2 separate regions of the Mus musculus genome follow, and region 2 is linked to region 1. Evidence: chromatin loops called from intact Hi-C (ENCODE). Cell type or tissue: heart. All regions are shown on one strand.

What was found. Hi-C counts contacts between places; a loop is a spot of excess contacts. Peaks named below come from ENCODE experiments on the same cell type or tissue, not always from the same donor. Only the 100,000 strongest peaks of a DNase experiment are listed, where the experiment ranks them.
Region 2: a loop joins it to region 1, with 2.6 times the contacts of the local background. A loop is called at or near these places in 2 of 42 quality-filtered maps.

The regions. Positions count from the first base shown.
Region 1 is chr7:109,441,104-109,449,103 of GRCm38, reverse strand. Trim66 (tripartite motif-containing 66) reads left to right here. Exons shown (of 20, transcript NM_181853.4): 20 at 1-103. It overlaps 1700095J03Rik (RIKEN cDNA 1700095J03 gene), which reads right to left. Exons shown (of 2, transcript NR_152110.1): 2 at 4,204-4,453. Among named protein-coding and RNA genes, the nearest start is that of Stk33, 6.1 kb to the right of the region's middle. In heart, a CTCF peak has its summit at 3,852 (motif pointing right); no DNase peak of the experiment used is centred here.
Region 2 is chr7:109,613,488-109,621,487 of GRCm38, reverse strand. It overlaps Denn2b (DENN domain containing 2B), which reads left to right and starts at 4,341. Exons shown (of 20, transcript NM_001001326.1): 1 at 4,341-4,430. In heart, no CTCF peak of the experiment used is centred here; DNase peaks (open chromatin) are centred at 3,417, 4,947, 7,537, 7,877 and 3 weaker places; H3K4me3 peaks cover 2,698 bases; H3K27ac peaks cover 4,456 bases.

The sequences.
Region 1 (8,000 bases):
GGCTAGGGGCACAAGGAAAGGATTTAAGGGGAAGCAAAATTGATTTTAAATAGACCTACACATTCAAAATTAAATAAAAAATAACACTTTCCTTTACCAGCAACCGTGTCCTAGAGTGTTTTTTAGTGAAAACCGTTAAGACCTGTTTCATAGCCCTTTGGAACCTGGGTTTCAACGTCGGTAAGAACATGGACTACAGAAGACCTTGTGAAAGGGGTCTGCGTGAGCACAGCCTACTCTTCAAAATAGGCCTGAGGTAGATTTAGGAAAAACATATTTATGAGAGCCTGCTTCTCATTGCCAGGCAAAAACACCTCAAAGTTCCTTGTGTCTGGTGTGGTGGTGCACACCTGTAATTACAGCACCAGGAAAGCTGAGGCAGGGGGATTGCCTAATCCAGCTTGGGCCTTGTCTCAAAACAAGAAATCAACCCCCCCCCCCAAGCAACCTTCCTAAACTGAATAAATATGTAAACAGAAACAAAGTTAAGCCGGGCAGTGGTGGTGCACGTCTTTAATCCCAGCGCTTGGGAGGCAGAGGCAGGCGGATTTCTGAGTTCGAGACCAGCCTGGTCTACAGAGTAAGTTCTAGGACAGCCAGGGCTATACAGAGAAACTCTGTCTTGAAGGAAAACAAAAACAAAAACAAAAACAAAAACAAAAAACCAAACAAACAAACAAAAAAAGGAAAAAACAAGAAACAAAGTTAAGCTTTTTGACCCAGTGACCCTCTTCAGCTCTTCATTGTCTTCCTGCACACACATTTTGGTGGGGATCGTTTCTGGTGAATGTAAAGGTTTTTATTCATTTGGAGTGACCTCTGACTCCCTGTGCTAGCTATTGTTACCTTGACCTCTGAATCCCTGTGCTAGCTATTGTTACCTTGACCTCTGACTCCCTGTGCTAGCTATTGTTACCTTGACCTTTGAACCCCGCCCCCTCCCCCCAGTTATTTTTTGTTACCTTGACACAAACTGGAGTCACCTGGGAAGAGGAACCTGAGTTGAGGAAATTTTCTCCATCAGATTAGCCCATGAGTCTGTGGGCCATTTTCTTGGTTGATGATTGAATTGGGAGGGGCCTAGCCCACAGTGGGCAATGCCACCCCTGGGCAACTGGTACTGGGTTGTATAAGAATTCAAGCTGAGCAAGCCATATTGAACAAGGCGGTAAGGAACATTCCACCATGATTCCACCTCGATTCCTGCTGGAGTTCCTGCCCTGACTCCCCTCACGGATAGACTGAGACAGGGAAAGTGTAAGCCACAAGTTGGTTTTGGTCAGTGTTTTATCACAGCAACAGAAAACAAATTGAGGCAACTCCATTCCTATTTATGGACTCCCCACCTCAGGAATCTTGGATGGCACAGCTTACTCTTCACTGTGAAAGCTAATACAGGGACCAGGAGATGTCTCACGAGGTAAAGCGCTTGCTGTGCAAGCGCAAGGGCCAGAGTTTGAATCCCAGCAGCCATGCAAAGGCTGGGTGTGGTAGGCTGTGTCTGTTATCTCAGTGCTGAGAGTGGGTGGATACAGGAGGATTGCTGGAACTTACTGCTCAGCCAGCCTTCCAGAATTGGTGAGCTCCAGGTTCACTGAGAGACCCTGTCTTAAAAAAAAAGGAAGACCCAAGCTGTTGGTTTGGCTTTCACACACCTGTGGAGAGCCGTATGTGCTGCGAGCAATCGCGTGCATGCCGCCAGTAATCTCTGAGGAGAGCCGTGTGTGCCGCGAGCAATCGCCATTATAAGATGGCTCGGGCCTCCACTGTGCCTAACTAGTAAACAAGCCTTGTACGCAGGTGCAAGAGTGAATTCACTCCTAGTCACTCCCATTCTCGGGGTGTAATAGTGGGGTGATGGGCAAGCAACGAATCGGGAGCTGTCACGCCATATCAGGTGCTGAAACGTCACGCTGCGGGTTATAAAAGCAGCGCCATTTTCCCGGTTCGGAATCTTCCTGAGAAGCAAGCAATAAAGCTTTTGCCGCGGAAGATTCTGGTTTGTTGCGTCTTTCTTGCCGGTCGAGCGGGACGCAATACACACCCATACCCACATAAACACATACAAGCATAACACACACACACACACACACATACACACACACAGAAAGAGAGAGAGAGAGAGAGAGAGAGAGAGAGAGAGAGAGAGAGAGAGAGAGAGAGAAAGAGAGAGCCCTCGAGGGGAGAGGGCACACTAAACACTTTAGAATCTTGATTTCCAAGCATCCCTTCCAGCCACTGGTCATAATTTAAGAAGGAAATAAGGATCTGGACATATGGCTCAGTGGTTAAGAGTTCATACTGCTCTTCCATAGGACTGAGTTCCAGCTCCCAGAACCCACATTCAGCCGGTCACAATCTCCGGAAACTGCATATCCAGGGCGGGCGTGTGGCTGGAGGCCGTGGAGTTGCCACGGCAGCAGCAGTGGATGAAGACTTAGGTTCTGGTTGTGGAGATGCTTCCTTCAGCAGAGCAGCGCTATGGATGACTCCAGGAGTTGTTCCTGGCCTTAGTGGAGCTCTAAGCCTAACTTTCCAACAAGCTTGATCTTTGAAATCACCTAAGAAGCCCCTTTAATAAATCCCCTTTCTGTCTAAATTAGTAAGAATTGGATTCTATGCCTTGCGACTAACCATCCTGGTGCAGAAATGTAGGCTTAGATTTTTTTGAAGCCTACTTTTAATAAGAGTTTACCAATGCCCTTCTAGCCCATCACCCACAGGTAGGGAGAAAAGGTGGTAAACAGGACAAGGGGATGTGCACCTGTTTAGAAGTAGTTCCTTGGGGGTGATTTTAATCTGTTTGTCAGGACACCAGCACTCTACTTCAGTAGTGTCAGGATAGCAAACACGAATTAGCAGTGGTGGCATGATGTAGCAGAAACTGCCAGGTCTCTGCCAAATCAGCACAAGTCAGTAAGAGCGACCAGGATGAACCAGGACCCCCCAAACATCACGTGTCCTCCCATGGGTCTTACCTTATTAGCAAAACGCCATGTGAGTCGGTATCAGTAAAACACCACATGAGTCACCTGACCTGTCAGAAACTTACTTCACATAAATCCCTAGAGTCTGATAAAAGGCATAGACCAACTTTTCTGTGCTCCAGACCTATACATCCTATGACAGTTGCACACTCACTCATATGTCCCAATGTCACCTAACACAGGAGCCCTCAACGTATTCTTCCTCTCATCTTGCCATAGCAGCCAGGCAAGGGGATGGAGGGTAGGCGGTGTCAGGTGAGAAAGCTCATGCTTTTAATGGTTTTAATGCTCCAAGTGAGGCCTGGAAATCTCAGCCCTTTCTCTCCCAGCCCTGTGCAAGCGCCTGACACTTCCCCCTTTCCTGTGCTGTTGTCTGTCTGTCCTCATTCATTTCAGGGTTATTTCTCTAGGTCCCTAGGACACTGAGCCTTTGTGTGCTGACTCTTGGTTCCACTCTAAGCTTCTGTCTCCTCTCCTGCCCCAGCACACAGGCTTGCAACATGTTCTCTGCCTCTACACCTGGCCTGGGGAGTATTTTATGTAATAAACATAGTATTCCGGCTGGAGAGAGAGCTTTTCAGGCACCAAAAACCCTGAAAACTAGTAACAGTTAGGTGGAATGGCTCAGTGAGTAAAAAGGCTCGTCCTGAGTTCAGCCCTCTGGACTCACGTGGTAGAAAATCGTAAGTTTCCTAAGCTTCACGGTAATGTTGGACTAGAACTCAGCCAAATTACACAGGAGTCTGTAGTTTCTTCTTTCAAAATGTCTGAGACTGAAATTGCTCCTGAGCCTCGGACTAAATAAAAGCATCAGGCAGGTGTCATAAAGTTCTTGGTTCTTGGCTCTGTTGTAGTGTGACGACAGCCCTGTAGATGGCGCCTGAGGTACTTTCTTCGCTTCCCTGGAAGGCAAGGACTGTTTGGTAGGGTGTTTCTAGGGAGAGACTGATGAGCATAGTCTTAAATTGGCTCCCCACGACTCTTCATTAGTTTGGAGAAAGGAAAAATTACAGAGTGGATAAATCAGATAACGCCTTGACTGTGTGCTCAGAATTGCATTACCAATCAGTAACAGGTGGACACACTGTGCATCCAGATGTGTTTCTCACACAGGAATGTAGGATGTCTTATGGCTGAGAATAAATGACCTGAATTTGACCACAGAGAAGCATCAGAAAAAGAAATTGTATATTACATGAAGGCAGGAGGCAGGACTCTTTTGTAAATTGTTTTATTTTTACAGTGTTTAATCTTGTATGTGTGTGTCTAAGTGTGGGTATGTGATTTGTGTGCACATCCTTGAGGAGGCCAGAGGTGTTTGACATCCCTGGAACCTGCTGATACAGGCTGGAAACTGAACTCCGCTCCTCTGGAAGAGCAGAGCATGCTTTAACTGCCGAGTCATCTCTTGTAGTCAAATAATTCCTGTTGCTAGGGTCAGAGAAAAGTTGGGAAAATGTTCCAGCCTAATGGAAGGTAAAGAGACATGACTGTTAGTTTTTGTCAACTTGACATAAACTAGAGTCACCCAGGGAACATGGAACCTTAATTGAGGAATTGCTTCTTATCAGAATGGCCTTAGTGCCAAGGGGATTTTCTTGATTAATGATTGATGTGAGAAAGCCCAGCCTATTGTGGGCGGTACCACCCTTTGGCAAGTGGTCCTGGGTTGTATAAGAAATCAAGGAATGGATGTTTAAGCAATGGAGAGCAAGCTGGCAAACAGCAATCCTCTGTAATCTCTGCTTTGGCTCCTGCCCTGACTGCCCTCAGTGATGGACTGGGACAGGGAAATATAAGTCAAATAAACCCCTTTTTCCTCAGATTGGTTTTGGTCAGTGTTTTATCACAGCAGTAGAAAGCAAATTAATATAACAACTAAATGTAATGTCTGACTCCAGACTAGGTCCTGTAATGGAGGAGGAAAATTATCCTAAAGGACGTTATTGGGTCAATTGATGAAAAAAATGATTCTTCTCTCTATTGTCTTAGCACCTTGACCACTCAACAAAAATGTTTCGACTGACCTCTGTGTTCTCTCTCACTGATCTGTATGTCTGGCTTTGTGACAACATGACTCAGTCCTGATTATAGTTAGCTGCGAATGTGAGAAGCGTGACCCCTTCAACTTCCTCCTCTTCCTCTTTTTCCTCCTCTTAAGACTGGCTGCTCTGATATCATTTCATTTCCATATGGATTTTAGTGTGAGATATTAATTTCAATAACAAGAGACTAAAGCTTTAGCTAGCAGTAGCATTGTCTTTATAAACTACTCAGGGAGCACTGCCATTTTAACCATCCTAAATGTCCAGGAAGAGGACTTAGTGTGTACCAACTTGAACTCTAATAAGTTTTATCTGATGAAGAAGGCTAGGCACAACATTCAAAAACTCATCAGGGGCACAGAGTTTATGGACAGATATTTCTGTCAATTGAACAGTGAGGGTTCTATTTATAAAATAAAAATGCAAAGACTCACACAGACTGCTAGAGCCTACTAGGAAAAAAAAGTCCCATTAGGAAAATCTTACATTTTGAATTACACATTTTCCAAATACAAGTGTCATGGGGGGGGAACCTTAATAGAGCATGCAATAATCTACATATCTCTGACTTTGTTACATCAGAGAAATTGAGTGGTTTGTTTTAACATGAAGGCTTAAGCATTTGTTGTTGTTGTGTTTGTTTTTGCGCAGTACAGGGTATAGAAAAGTACTTTAGCAATATGCTAAGATATTTTAAATAAAACATGAAATTTAATTAATGCATAAATCATCTGGGATTGGTGGCACACATACAGCTTTATAGTCTCAGCTCTTGGATGGCTGAGGCAGGAGCATTGGGAAGAGTTAAAGGCCAGCCTCAATGACATAGTGTGAGGCCAGTCTGGGCTATAGGAGATCTCTATTTCATATAAATCAAAAACTACACACACACACACACACACACACACACACACACACACAGAGAGAGAGAGAGAGAGAGAGAGAGAGAGAGAGAGAGAGTGTTCTAAAACAATAACACAAATCAACCGTTCCTTGACTTAAGAAATCTACCTCTCTGCCCAAGCCCAAACTCTGGTACCTTTATCAACAGGGTCAACAAAAGCTGGAACAAGCTGTGCTAGTTACTCTTGTGTTTGTTCTCTCACCACGCTTCAGTTCTGACCTCTCTCTTAAATGTCAGCAATTTGATACTCTACAGTACCTGACATTACCCTGAAGTGTTTACGTAAATGGCATATCATACTTGCTGCCAATGGTGACGTTAATAATTTCAGGAACAGGAGAGCATATTGTAGTGCTGAGGTGACCCCTGGAATAGAGCGAGGTCCTTGGCAGTGTCTAGAGTTTGTTGTGTTAATGGTTATGGTGCTGCAATTCTTTTCTGAGGACCTGGGCTCTGGTAACTAGCCATAATATTTAATGTGGCTGCTTTGAGCAACTTGAATACTCTGAAAAATGTTTTTCGTCTGGCACAACACCAAGATTTCCTAAGAAGATCCAGGATGTCTCTGTGTGGGTTTCACAGACTCCCGAGTGCATCACCTTCCTGTGTAGCTTCATTGGTTTCTCTCTATAAGGACAAATGCAGAGGTGTTTAGATTATGTTATATTAAGATTTTTTTGGAAGGGGGACTTATTTGAAAAGTATATAATTCAAAATTTAATTTCTTCCTAAGGAGGTTTTAATTTCTGTTGGGGTCTACCACTTTATATGGTGTTTGTAGATGAAACAAGATAAGATGATAGACTGGGGGTATGTGTATGGGGGAATCCTCTAGAGAGGAGGTTGGGGTGGGCTTTCTGAGGAGGGGGCAACTGTACAGTCTGAATTATGAGAAAGCAGCAGCCTTGGAGAGCTAAGAGAGCAGAGCTTTAGAAGCAGAAAAAACAGCAAGTGCAAAGCGTGTGGGGCAGCATAAGATAAACATCAATATAGTAGTCAATAAAAAATCAAAGTCAGAATGAGGGGAACATGGAAGAGGATAAAAGAGAGCTGTAGACATGTGAGCTGCTAAGTTTAGCCAAGTTATTAAAACTGAACTGCAAATCTGAGCCCCATCATCTCCTGGAATCCATGCTAAGAAGGGAAATGAAGTTGATCTCATGGTTTTCTCCCTTCATACGGATAAGGCATGACTATTTTTCCTAACAGAATTGAAAGTTTCTTGCATGGACTGTCCTATGGGGGCATAAAGTAATTATATTAGTTGGCAAGGGCTCTATACCCACAGCTATTTCTTTATAGAAGTGGGGGACTATCCTGAATTTTTGGATGGGCCTAATCTAATCATATGAGTTGTTCATTTATTTTGCAGTCCTGGCAAACCCAGGGCGGTACACATGCTAGGTGGGTCCTCTTTTGCTGAGTTACATCCCCAGCACTCACTCTGGTCCTGTAGAGCCTAGAACCTTCTCCAGATGGAATTAGAGGCCAACTAAATCTCAGAAGTGTTTCTGTTAGTAAATACATATACAGTGGGTGGCAATATAAAACATATTTCTTTTTAGTGGCTTATGAACCAAAAAAAGGAGAAACCCTGGCTTAGATAAGCTGGAAAGATTCTGCTACGGGGTTGGGACATTCTTAAAACCGCTTTAAAGTTAGGCAGAGTGGTGCATGCCTTATATTCCAGTACCCAGCAGGCAAGTGGGTCTCTGTGAGTTTGTGGCCAGCCTGGTCTACACATCGAGTTTTAGGACGCCTAGAGTTGTATAGTGAGTTCTGTCTCAAACAAAACAAACCCTCTAACAAATGCAGAGATGTCACAAATATTTTACTTACTGTCAGGGGAAAAGCTCCATTCTTATTTAAAACTTATTTATTTTTATTATTGTGTCTGCACATGTGTGCACATGTGCTTGTGCCACGGTGCATGTATGGAGGTCAGAGGACAACATGCAGGTGTTGGCTTTCTCTTACCTTTGCATGTGTTCTGGGAATGGGACAGGTTGTCAGGATTGGTATCTTTATCTACTCAGTGTCTTTATCTACCAAGCCGTGCTTGCA
Region 2 (8,000 bases), 170 kb before region 1:
GATTTGGAGGACTGGAAATCAGGAGATGAGAGTCAAGTTGAGGCAAGATTAGAGTCATCTGGGCAATGATTTGGGGTGGAGTCCCAGGCTAAGCTAGATAGCCTGGAAAAAAAGAATCTTATACTTTTGGTGAGCTAAACTACCATGTGCTCAGAGTAGGGAAGGGAAGGAAGTATGCTGAGAGGAGGGAAGAGGAGGTCGTGCTGGGTCTTTAGAGGTCTTGCTAAGAACCTAGAGCTCATCCTAAGAGCTCTGGGAAGCATTGAAGTGTTAAGCAGGAAATGACATGATCCTGTGTCAAAAGGGGCTTCAGACAGCCGTGTGGAGAATGGATTTGTGAGGCTATGATGCTGTGGAATGTATATTTGGTCTTCCTCCTGTTTCCTGGCAGACAACTCCTAAAATCCTTTGGAATCTCCAAAGCAGGATATGTCTATTTGTATTTGCCTGGTGCCTGTGGGCTCCTGCATGTCCTCAAGATGGGAGCTGCTTGTGTTTAGAAGATTGTAACTTTAGTCTTACTCCATTACTCCTGGGGAAAAGAGAGGGGGGTGAAAGTTAAGTTGGTTAAAATGACTAATGATACAATCTGTTGTGCTTATATGCCGAATCTTCCATAAAACCTCAGAGGACTGGGTTTTGAGAGCTATAGTGGAGCCAAACATGTGACCTTTGTAGAGAGGACTTGGAAGCTCTGTGCCCTCCCCATACCAGCCATATGAATCTCTTTCATCTACAATACCGTTTATAATAGACTAGGAGATCTAAGTGATTCCTAAAGTTTTATGGGCCAACCTATTAATAGCAAATGTGTTAAAGTCAAGGATGTAACTGTGGAAATTCTGATTTAGATGTATATGTGCTTGTCAGAAACACAGATAGAACAGTCTGACCCTAGCAATTGGCATCTAGCGAGGTGGGAGGCAGCACTGAGGACTGAGCCTCACGGGGCTGGGTTCAGTCTCCAGGGAAAGTGTCTGAATTATACCAGAGGGCATACATCTACTGTTAGACTGATGGTTTGCTCGGTATGTTTGGAGAAACCTCTACCCAGTTGGCAACAGAAGGCCTCTGTGTTTATTGTTGTGTGGCAGTGTATGAGAAACTGAGTTTGATTTTTCACTATTTTCCTTGAGGGCAAGAGGTGAAACTAGGATAGTTGGGTTTCTGCAGTAATTACTGAATGGGTAGGCAGTGATAGAAGTGGAGAAAAGGGGACATATATTAAATATATTTTTCAAGTAGAATTATTTGGGCTTGGTAAATGGATTGCAGTGGGAAGGGAAAGAGACCTGGAGATGTCACCCAGGTTTCTGGCCCAAGTATGTGTATGTACTTGTGGTTTTTTCTTTTTTCCCTGTAGTGTTAGGGTGAAATCGAGAGCCTTTTGTGTGTCTGTCAGTGCTGTCTCTTTGAGCTTTCTCCCAAGCACTTTATTTATTTATTTGCATTTTATTGAAAATATTGCATTTATTTATTTGGGTATGTATATGGGTAAATGCATGCCATGATATGCATATGGAAGTCCAAGACAACTTCAGTTTTCTCTTTCCACTGTATGAATCCTAGAGATTGAGCTAAGGTTCGCAGATTTGGTAGGAAGTCCCTTTACCTGTTGAACAATCTCATTGGCTCTCTGTCTTAGTTAGGGTTTCATTGCTGTGAAGAGACACCATCACCAAGGCAACTCATATAAAGGTAAACATTTAATTGGGGCTGGCTTACAGTTTCAAAGGTTCAGTCTATTACCATCATGGTGGGAAGCATGGTACCATGCAGGCAGACATGGTGCTGGAGGAGCTGAGGGTTCTCCATCTTGGCCCACAGGCAACAGAAGGACACTCTTACTTCCACACTGGGTGGAGCATGAGCACTAGGAATTCTCAAAGCCTGCCTACACGGTGACACACTGCCTTCAACAAGGCCACACCTTTTAATAGTCCCACTTCCCATGGTCCAAGCATATTCAAACCACATCCTTATTTTGTTTGTTTATTTTTAAAGATTTATTTATGTATATTAGTATTTTGCCTGTGTGTGTGTTTGTGTAAAATTCGTGTGCCATGGAGGTTGGAAGAGGGTATCGGATCTCCTGGAACTGGAGTTATGGATGGTTGTAAGTCATCATGTGGGTGCTAGGAACCAAACCTGGTTCCTCTGCAAAAGTAACTATGTTCTTAGCCATTGAGCAATCTCTCTAACCCTATAGCCCTTATTTTTAATTTTGAGACAAGATTTCATTGAATTACCCAGACTGCCCTCTGTAGCCAAGGCAGTTGGTGACATTGCAGTTTACTTCAGCCTCCTGAGAAATTGGTATTACAAGCTTGACTGACCCACTGGCAGACAACGTGGGTCTGTACAATCCTCCTTCAGAAAAAGCCAATCAGGCGTGATCTGAATCCAGTCCTGCAGAGGCAACAGAGGAAGTCGGCTGGCCTTGCTTCTTTCCAGTTCCAGGAGCTCATATGCAACAGAAGGGTTCTGGTCTCCCCAATTCAGGCCCCAACTTTATTCTTTCTAAGGACAAGATACCAAAGAATCTCTAACTCCGGTGTGCCGCTAGGGGGAGCATGGCCTGCGTTGTGTGTCTGGTCTTAGGGCTTTTAACATTTAGATTACTTTAGTGACTGACTTTCTGCTTTGGTAGCCTGACTCACACTGTTTGACTGGAAGGGTCCCAGAAAATTTTAGTTGATATTGTCAACTCCAGTGAATTTGATCTTATTGTAGAAAGGGGTGGACTTGCCTCATCTGGGTTCGGAGACTAGGCAGGTGTGTGTTCCTTGGGTTCAGATAAAGAGCAGAATTTGCTGTGTTTAAGAGGAAAGAGAAACAGAGCTTTAGTGATACTGAATTCCTATGCAGATGTGGGGATTCTGGGCTTATCACTACTTAAGGATCTGTAGTAGTCTGCCATTTCTACTTGGGTTTTATGTCGTGTTTTTGTGTATTATCTTCAGCATATATTTGTGAGTTAAATTCAAGTCAACCAAAGTCTGGTTTTGGGAATTTTGTAGCATACTGAAGGTGAGTCAACATCACAAGGAATTCTGCAAGGGATAAGCGTTACAGATTCCATCAGGGCCCCCCCACCCCTCCCCCAGCATTATTTTGAGGAGCAGCATTGGAGAATGGCCTCCTTGAGCCTCATTGTCTTCATCCTCATCAGCCTCCACCTTCCCACATGCAGTCAATCCATTTACCAACCCCGAGTTCTACTTGAAAAATATATCTACTAGATTGGTGGAGGAGAGGTACTAACAATTGGGGGGTGGTGGATGAGAGCTGAGTGCCTAATTTGAAGTGTTTTTGACTAATAGCACCTTGACACTGCACCTCACACCCTAGTCCTCTGCCACCCCAGTATGAGATATATTCATAGAAAGTAGAAAGTCGGGAGGAGGCTGGCTCAGTGACAGGTGGCCAGTTGGCGATGAGGTCAGGCACTGCTAAGGTCTTGTGACTCTAGCTCTGGTATTCTTGGCAACTGTTCTGCTTAATGTATGCCAGAAAGTTGAAAGGCTTGGACACTGGTTTTGGATCTCTCATTTCCTGGTTCAGTAAATGGGAGCAAGTAATTTAACTTTACTTTAGATACATTTTTAAAATGTGTTAAATTAATATAACACCAGTCGTAACTTTTAGGACTACTCTGTCAGAGAAAAAAATGAACCAGGATTTGGGAGGTTATTTTGGGAAGATGTAAGATAGTACTTGGGGGTAGGGCAGGGCATTTTTTCTCTAGTTTGCAGCAGATATTGTGCATGTCATAGATGTTATCGGTCATTAAATCTTTGGGCTAGAAGGGTGGCAGATAGATTTACCTTAACAGGACTTAGATAGAGTCTTCACTTTCCCTTGGAGGCCCACACTTGTGGTTCTTAGAAAATGAGCTGGTTTTCAAGATCAGGCTTCTGTGTACTTTATAGCAAAACATAAAGGACTAGGAGACCCTTGACTTGTCTCTACTCTCAGTTCCTAACTAGTTAGGTAAGTGTGGATCAAGTATCTGATCTCTCTGGGCCTCAGTGATCCCATCTATAAAATGGTAGCAAACCTATCTGACCAGTGTGTTAAGAGCATCAAACAAACTAGTACATCTATTTTGAGAGGGTTAGGCAGCATCCAAGCAAAAGTATACATAGGGCTACTAAAAGGGCCTTCTGTGTCCCAGGTACGGCCCTGGCACTTGTACAGTTTCTCATTGGAGGCCTGGGCTGTGGATCTTTTGTTCAGAGAGGAGGCTGTTTGCATTGTGTTTGATGTCCTGGCTCTGACTGTAGACTTAAACAGTGTTCCTCCTAATCCTGATCTAGTTTGTTTCTTCTCCTTTGCAGGAAGACAAGAGACTGCTTGGGCTCTGGCACTAGTACCATGGGACCCTGTACTGGCTAAAAGCTGTCTCCAGGACCTGAACAGTCAACAAGGTAACCAGAGAGGCCAGTCTAGGCCAGCTTCTAGGATGTGAACTGTGTTTCTGCCCCAAATGCTCCTGAAAAATCCCAAGCGAACAAACAAGTTGAGGCAGCACGCATCAGGGTCCCTCCTCATTCCGCTGCTGCTGCAGGACCCAGAGGAAGTGCTTGCTTCCCCTCCAAGCCTTCAGCTAGCTCCCTCCCCTTTGGCAGGGATTCTTCCAAGTTATAAAAGCTGAGACACTAGAGGGGAGGAAAACAAGTCCACTCACTGTCCTCACCCTTCTCCCCTCTGGGTTGTTGCAGCAAGTTCCCAGGAACAGACCTGGGCTCCTGGTTGACTGGAAGGGAGGTAGGAGGAGTGGAATGCATGCATAAACTGAGCCGATCAAAAGACCGCGCTGTTTCAAGGCCGGCTAGAACTCAGAGAATGTGTAGAAGCACGCGCACGCATAAACGTGCGCGTGCTAGCTCGCTCCTGGGACACCGGGTTGAGGGAGAGCGCCTAGCTGAGTGAGAGCAAGCCTGCAAGCGTGTGTGCAGCCTAGGACAGGTCTCCATGACAACCAGCCTGACTGGCTAGCTGCGCTAGCTCTGCTCACTTGGCTGGAAGGAGTGTCTTGAAAGGTCAGAGGAAGGAGCTGTGGGAAGTTCGCAGCAGGTACTGGAGCTTAAGCCAGTGGATCTGGGGGCCCTGGGCTCCCTAAGCGACTGTGGTGTGAGCCAGCCTCTGTGGAGAATGGAGTGGGCAAGAAATCACCCGGACTACCAGGTAAGGGCACCTCTGAGCCCCTTGCTTTGAGTCGGGCTGTTTATGGCAGGCCAGTGTCTGTGCTCTTCACTTCAGAGTTTGGGGGTCGAGAATGATGTCATACTCCAACAGTTGGATTCTATTAGCTCCGGGAGGAGGAGGGAAACTGCCAATTTTCTTGACTTTGCAAATCTAGCTAATCTCACTCTGGCTGAATCGGAGATGTTTAGGCTTCACTCTGCTTTTATTTAGCACAAAGCCACTGGATATTTTCACAGGAAGGTTCTTTTATAGGAAAATGAGTTCTCATCGCTCTAGCACTGTTGAAGTTCTTATGTGGAAACTTTTGAGCAGCTTGGTCGGTTTTACCTCGTGCTCTCTTATCTCCATGCTGCTATGTCTGACTTGTAACAACAATCAAAGTAGCTAATGAAGCTCAGAGAGGAGCCTGCAGTGAGTTTCAAGTCCATCTGGGACACTTGACAGGGCAGAGGGACTGGCACAACAATATCTGAGCGGGGGCCTTGCACTGTCTATGAAGTAGCTTTGGAAATAGGAAACAACCCCCTCCCCATTAATGATGCCCATCACAGGGTTTCTTGAGTTGTGGAGGGGACTTTCTTGGGTTTTGGGGACTTGCAAATATCTGTCTCATCCAGATGTTGCAGAGAGCTGTCTTAACACTACAGCTACGGGGAGCTGGGAACTTGAAGGACTATGCTGTATGATCCCTTTTGCTCCTATTTTAACCAAATCCCAGCACACACAGTGTCCAGTCATGCATGCCTTGTCCTAAATTTCAGAGGAGTGATGTGTGGTAAACACAGCGTGTCTAGGAAAGGAAAGCCTTCCAGAAAGGTAGTTTTATAGGTGTTAAAGTAGTCAGGCCATCCATAATGTTAAGAGAAAGATGAGAGTTGCGGACTCTCCTGCAGGAAAGCCCCTTAAGAAATGCACTTCACTTCAGCCATGTTACATCTTCCACTTACTCCTGGCCTCAAGGAACTTTGTGGAAGCTTTTAGTTTCTCAGTGGGGCCAGGGAACAGCTGTTGTTCCTGGCTCTTTGGTTTTTCCTTCTTGAACTTTCTGAACAGTGTGTCTTTTGTGTCCGAGCAAACAATAAGGGGGCCTTCTGATTAACTTCGGGTCAGCTTGCCAGTACAAGCGCTGGCTCTACCACTGGTTCTGGCAGCCTGAATGTATACTGTATGCATCAGTTTTGTGGCCCGAGGGTCTGCCAGTGTGAACAACATGGCCTCTGGACCTCAGATAACCTTCTTTCACAGTTAATTCCTCTTTCTTCCACACTCTCAGAGTCCTCTGCTTGGGGGGAATCTGGGCTATGGGTCAGGATTAAAGGTGGAGTTCTGAGGAAGAAATGTCTGTGAGGTTCTGCTGCATTCTGCTGCATGCTGGGAAGTCCCTCGGATTATTAGCTGTGAGATGGAGATGATGGTAATAGTTATTATCATGTACTATTGAGAGGAGGCCAGTGGGATGGTTGCCGTGAAACAGTTGTAAACAAATCAACAAATCTACATAATACAATATGTTAGAGCATGAGGCTTAAGGAATGGCCTGACTTCTCTGCAAAGTCACTTTGCCTCTTTCTTCTGGTTCCCTCATTTATAAAGCACCTTCTATTCAGATGCAGTTATAAATCAAAATTAGATAAACCTCACAAGCCTTCTTTGAGATATTTAAGGAAACCAATGGTGCTTTTTTTTTTTTCGTTTGGAAATCCAGATAGGATGGATATTCACGGTAGACTTTGAGCCTCATAAATGATCCTTCAGAGACACTTGAAAGACAAAGCTTTCCTGTAGGTTATGGAGCTCATGTTTTAGTGTGGAGGGGAGTGCCAAGAGATCTTTTTCTTTGCCAGTGTTCATAGCTCCATGCAGTGTCGAGTCACATGTTTTTTTGTTTTTTGGGTTTTTTTTTTGTTGTTGTTTTTGTTTTGTTTTTCGTTTTTTGTTTTTCGAGACAGGGTTTCTCTGTGTAGCCCTGGCTGTCCTGGAACTCACTCTGTAGACCAGGCTGGCCTTTAATTCAGAAATCCCCTGCCTCTGCCTCCCGAGTGCTGGGATTAAAGGCGTGCGCCACCACGCCCGGCTTGAATCACATGTTTTAATGCCTATAAGACAGGCCTGTCCTGGGATCCGATGGGAAACCTGCCCCGAGTGGGCAGTGGGGCCAGGGTCCTCAGCTCTAAGTATGAAAGGCAGGCTGGTAACTGATAGGAAGTGTTCCTGCTCTGGAAGCCTCTCAGGAGCCAGGCAGCTTTTTGAAGAACTTGTAAGGGGAAAACCAAAAAGAAAAACAAGGAAGTGGGAATTCCAGGGGCAGATACTTGATATGTCCTGGAACAATGCCAAGGAATGGAGTAACGGGGGAGGGGGAACTCCAAGCTAGGGCGTCCTAGATCTGTTCTCTGTCCTCAGTGACCCTATAGGGTGTAGGACCTACTAGAGTATCCCACCCATGCCCTCAGCCTCTACCATAGGACAGGGGAAACCTGCCAGCTGTGACCTGGAGTGGCATCTGCAGAGAGCAGGTACAGAACAAGTTTTGTTTGTCTCCCTTCCTTGAATCAAACAAAGCAGCTCTCTCTCGGAGGTGATTTCTCTGTGGCCACTCAGGCTTGGAGAAGTTTTGAATAGTTTAGATTGGACCCATCTCTGTGGCCGCTCAGGCCCAAAGAAGTTGTGCAAAACTTAGATTACCGCACTGTTCCTCACTCCCCAGTCCTTCAGCTTCCCAGAGCTGAGTCACAGCTTGGATCCCTCTGTGCTCCTCAAGGATTAAAAAGTAACATTCCCAGACCCCC